Regions from separate parts of the Homo sapiens genome. Here region 2 is linked to region 1. A link is a contact called in ENCODE Hi-C or POLR2A ChIA-PET data. All regions are on one chromosome and are shown on one strand. The core of a region is the stretch at or near the end of the contact, and the rest is flanking DNA. Distances in the headings are between cores, read along the strand shown.

Region 1 (2,680 bases), core at 85-2,584:
TACCACTGACTTTCTGGTTCTCTCACTTGGCTTTTGGAGATGGCATATTGTCGGATTGCTCAGCCTCCATGATTGTATGACCCAACCCCCATAATGAATTTCTACATATATATATCTTCTTGGTTCTGGTTCACTGGAGAACTCTAATTCAGCAAGTCAAAGGAGGAAAGTATATTCACCTTTAGTTTGTCCCTACTACTTAGTGATTTTATTCACTTCTACTTTAATTCAATAAGCATTCATTAATTCACTTCTAATGGACCATGAATAGTGCTAGGTGCTGGAAATGCAAAGATTAATGGACTATGATTAAGACACAGTTCATTTCCTTGAATCTCACAATTGAATAGGGGAAAAGGTACAAGGAACGGTTATACTATGGTGCAAAGATAGATGTGTACGGGGGAGCTGGGCACTTCGCTGCATCTGGGAGGGCAGAGGAGGCTCTGAAGGAGATGATAACAAATTGGATCTGAAAAGATGAGTTAAGAATCTGTCTGACCCAGAGGTTTCATGGGTCTTTAAGCACATTAAGGAGACTTGAGTGTGGTTTATAAGGTATGATTTGTACAAAAAGCACAAATCATATTCCTGTAAACACTTGAAAGTATCACAGTTTCACATCCATGTAGTGAGCTGTAACTATGTTTATTGTATATTTATTGTCTATTTTACAGATGTGAAAGCCTGAGAAGGCAGATAGATAAATGTTACTTGCCCTAGGTCACCAACCAGTGATTAGCCACTGAGGACTGAAACCCAGTATTTTTTTTCTTACAGTAAAACCCATGCTTATGGAAGTCCATACTGGACAGCAGTCTTGGGTTTGGCTAAGCTCTGCCACCACTAATGAGCCCTGTAAACTCGGACAAGTTGCCAACCTTCTCTAAACTTAGGCTTTCTCATCTGCAGAGTGGAGGGAGTAGGACTTGAGGCCCTTCTAGCTATGCAGTCTGTGATTTCTAGAGACAGAACAGGGAAGGGCAATAGGGGTGACAGGAGAGACCAGAAGCTGCCGTCACAAAGACTAGCTTTATGGCAAGCCTGTTTCCCAAAAGCACAGGCCCTTCAGTGGCCAGTGAAACTGATGTGTTTGGATTTATCAAGTAGCTTTGCCAAGGACCAGCTGGCAGAAGAAAGCAAAAAGCAGCACGGCAGATTTAAAGATGAGTTCATTTCTATGGTGTCAGCCGCAGAGGGTGCGGTTTCCCTGTCTCTAGAGTGGTGGACACAGTCTACCACTGTGTTTCTTCGAGGGGAGATTGTGCATGTTTCTTCGAGGGGAGATTGACTGTGTGCTTAGGCAGTAAACATCTTCTGGGCACAGTGTCACTGGGAGGATTTTTGTATTGAGAGGGCAGTGAGGCGTGAAACCTCAGACTCCTGTGGTACTTCCTGCTACCCAGTGATGTCAGAGGCTTGCTGCTCACAGTCCCCAGCTTAGGGCCCTGTTTCTCCAGCTCTCTGCTTACATCATGTGGGAGAGGAGCAGCAGCCATGAGAAAACCTAGCTCCTGGAAGTGCAGAGATAGAGACTGGGATAAAAGAGGGGGGTAAAAAAAGAATTCATTAAATTTGGCCTTGAAGATGGTTATTTACTTGTTTGCTGTGCTTGCTAATATGCCATATGAATAGAAAAGAGGCTGATTTTTGATGACACCATTTCAAGAGTATCCTTCATGATGTCCAGGTTAAAAGGTTTTTGTGGGTTTCTTAATTTTGTTGTTTACTGACTGGGCGTGGACATATGGACTCTTATTTTTTTTCTGGTTGCCTTTGCTACATTTACAGGCTTCCGTGTTTCTAAGAAACGAAGCAGCTGTCTTTTCATCAATTAATGGTATCAAAAGTATCGGTAATCTCTGGATGGTGCTATACAAAGTGGGTCAAGAGATATACAGTGGTCCCCCCTTATCTGTGTCCTGGGAATATGTTCCAGGATTCTTGGTAGATGCCTAAACTGCAGATAGTACCAAATTCTATATATACTAAACATGAATTTCTTTTTCCTTTTTTACAATTTCATGCATAGAAGATTCATTTTTACTGTAGATCTTAGTGACCTCAGCATACGATTTTTTTCTTTCCTCATTAAGTCAAGATCTTTTTCACCTTTTCACTTCAATCTTTTACCTTATCACTTTATAGTTTATTGGCAAATCCAAATGCCAGCATCACTACTCTTGTGCTTTTGGACTCTTAGTAAGTAAAATTAAGGTTACTTGAACATAAGTGCGTGATATTGTGGCAGTCGATCTGATCACCAAGACAGCTACTAAGTGACTCATGGGCAGGTAGCATAGAAAGTGGGAATATGCTGGACAAAGGGGTGACTCACATTCTGGGCAGGATGGAGCAGGATGGCCCAAGATTTCATTATGCTACTGAGAATGGTGTATAATTTAAAACTTACGAATTATTTCTGCAATTTTCCATTCCATATTTTCAGACCATGGTACCTTGGGTAACTAAAACCATGGAAACCAAAACTACAGATAAGGGGGGAGACTACTATATTCTAAAAGTTTATAAGAGAAAGCAATTTGATGGTGATATCAAATGCCATTGCATTGATCTCTGCAAAAACCCTTCCCATTCATTAATGCATTCCTCATACATAGACATATAGCCTCCCATCATCTTCACACACCACAGACACCTTACATTTGTGCACTTGATT
Region 2 (2,680 bases), core at 121-2,620, 280 kb after region 1:
ATCATCTCTCTCAAGTTCAAAGTTCCACAAATCTCTAGGGCAGGGGAAAAATGCCGCCAGTCTCTTTGCTAAAACATAACAAGAGTCACCTCTGCTTCAGTTCCCAACAAGTTCCTCATCTCCATCTGAGACCACCTAAGTCTGGATTTCATTGTCCTTATCATTATCAGCATTTTGGTCAAAGCCATTCAACAAGTCTCCAGGGAGTTCCAAACTTTCCCACATTTTCCTGTCTTCTTCTAAGCCCTCCAAACTGTTCCAACCTCTGCCTGTTACCCAGTTCCAAAGTCACTTCCACATTTTCGGGTATCTTTTCAGCAGCACCCCACTCTACTGGTACCAATTTACAATATTAGTCCATTTTCACACTGCTGATAAAGACACACCTGAGACTGGGAAGAAAAAGAGGCTTAATGGACTTACAGTTCCACATGGCTGGGAGCGCCTCACAATCATGACGGAAGGCAAGGAGGAGCAAGTCACATCTTACGTGGATGGCAGCAGGCACAGAGAGAGCTTATGCAGGGAAACTCCCCCTTATAGAACCATCAGATCTCATGAGACTTAGTCACTATCACAAGAACAGCATGGGAAAGATCTGCCCCCTGACTCAATTACCTCCCACCAGGTCCCTCCCACAACATGTGGGAATTCAAGATGAGATGTGAGTGGGGACACAGCCAAACCATATCATGAGGCAAGCACAAATGCCATGTGAAACCTGCTATTCTTCTGTAGACACTTGTGTCCAGCCAGAATCAGCTTCAAAAGAATAGCATAGATTTGAAAAAGGGCAGCAGTCAGTCTTGGGACATTAGAACATGGGGAATTAACTGGCCTTGAGTGAAAGGGACCACAGGGGGAGGTTTGGAGCTGACTTATGAATATGGATCCTGTTTCAGCACCTACTGTTGTTAAAGCCCCGTTTCTGTCCCAGAGAACCACCCTGGGCTCGATTCCCTGCACCCTAATGTAGCTCTGTTTTTCATCTGTGTGTCTACTTCAAGTTAGACTCAAAAGTAGAGCAATTATATGACATTATGTTCAAGGCAAAAAGTGACAGAGCAGGCTTCATGTTGCATACAAATGTTGGCAGCTATTGCAAAATCCTCACCGCATATCCTATGGTAATCACTTCCTTAAAGTAAGCAGGAAATAGGTTAGTAGTAGGCTGCTTCACCAGGAGTCATTTCAAATGTATTGTCACCTAAGGTATAACTTCCCAAAGATGGAAAGAGATAAAGCCACTGAGTCTGCCCTCTTTATCCATCTACAGCCACCAAGGTAATTACAGTTTTTAAAAACGCTACTCATAGTTCATTGCTTTCATATCTAAAGTTAAGAGATCTAAAAGTTCCCCCACATCCCCACTTAGCAGTCATGACTAAGGTGAAAAAAGCCACCAGTATCAGCCTGGTCTCTCTTATCAGCAGTTTAGAAAGTACTACAATTTTCCCATCTGACTCACATCTAAATGACTCGCATCTAAAATGTTTTTCCTTAATTTTCCTTCCGTAAAGAGTTCATTTAAACTCTAATACTGTTGCTTTTCAAAAATTTCTAAAGAAAGAAGCATCTTGGAACAATGTATTAACTTCTGCATCAACTTTTATTTCATATAATAATTTTATATAATTTTTTAAAGGCAGATGTGTGTTTACTTTGAGAAGTAAAAATGTTAACATTGAAACTGAAAGCCTGTTTCAGTTTTAAGGTACTTAATTGCCTTACAGCATATAATAAACCGAGGCCATCTTGTCCTTCAACTAATGGAGGGAGTGATAAAGAGATAGGAGCCCGGGACCCTATTCATTCCAGTTTTCCTTTGTACTTGGTTTACTTTGGCACCATGCCTCATGTGTATTTTACACTTCTTTACATTTTGTACATCCCTGTATGACAAATACTTGTCAAACAAAAACTAAACAGATTTATAACCCCTTAACTTGAAATGAGCCAAAATTGAACTGCCAAAACTTTATGACTTCATTTTCTTTCATAGTTTTCCACCACATTGGTTCAAACAGACAAACTCCACTTGAGGTCAAGCAGAGGTCATTTCACTTTCATTACTAAAATATAATTTACAATATGCCAGACCTAAACAAGTTTAGCCTAAAGGGTTTGTATAATGTAAACCATCTGTTCCTCAACAATACAGCTAATTTCCTGCCATCACCGTACAGTCTACTGACTGCTTCTTTAAGGGTTTTTATGATTTTTTAACTAGTTCAGGATTTATGTAAAATTTGAAAATGAGTCTATAGTTAGGATTCATTTGTACCAAGTAACTTGAGCACCTTAAAAATGCAAATCACTGTGGAAATTGTTCCCCTGAAACCAAGCTAGGAGCATTTTTTTTCTGGGCACTTCTTTGCTGGCAGCTGCACAGGTGTTCGAAGGGAAGATTTTGTGGACTCTGCCATTTTAGATGCTTTCCATGCCTCTTTGCAAAGCAAACCCCCCAAATTTAGTTTTCAGTAGCTCTAGTAAATGACTCCTTGGAGAAGACTTGGGATTATATGCTATATGGCCCACTGGATATTGGTGAGATAGGACAAGATACACTTTGGGGTAAAATCTACTTTCTTTCATGTGTCTGAACAGGGAGGAAGAACAATTATAATTCCATAGAGTGACCACATACTGAAGGCTAACCTAGCTCTGTGAGGTGGCAGGC

What was found. Hi-C counts contacts between places; a loop is a spot of excess contacts on that map. ChIA-PET counts read pairs that join two places held with the same protein, here RNA polymerase II (POLR2A). Pooled maps may share reads with other maps.
Region 2: a map with no recorded cell type shows a loop between it and region 1 (5-fold over the local background). The contact joins two enhancer-like sites. A Hi-C loop is called at or near these places in 3 of 37 single-sample maps with no recorded cell type and 2 of 50 pooled maps. POLR2A ChIA-PET finds 5 or more read pairs at or near these places in 2 of 52 experiments (OCI-LY7 and naive thymus-derived CD4-positive, alpha-beta T cell).

What each region holds. Positions count from the first base shown.
Region 1 is chr1:63,891,862-63,894,541 of GRCh38, forward strand. All of the region lies in intron 1 of ROR1 (receptor tyrosine kinase like orphan receptor 1), which reads left to right. Among named protein-coding and RNA genes, the nearest start is that of ROR1, 120 kb to the left of the region's middle. RefSeq lists a silencer at 1,280-1,449. Within about 2 kb of position 1,335, at least 15 of the 41 ENCODE cell types and tissues checked have a DNase peak (open chromatin) inside an H3K27ac peak, as active enhancers do.
Region 2 is chr1:64,170,786-64,173,465 of GRCh38, forward strand. The region is part of intron 8 of ROR1 (receptor tyrosine kinase like orphan receptor 1); the gene reads left to right. Among named protein-coding and RNA genes, the nearest start is that of UBE2U, 31 kb to the right of the region's middle. Within about 2 kb of position 1,371, at least 8 of the 41 ENCODE cell types and tissues checked have a DNase peak (open chromatin) inside an H3K27ac peak, as active enhancers do.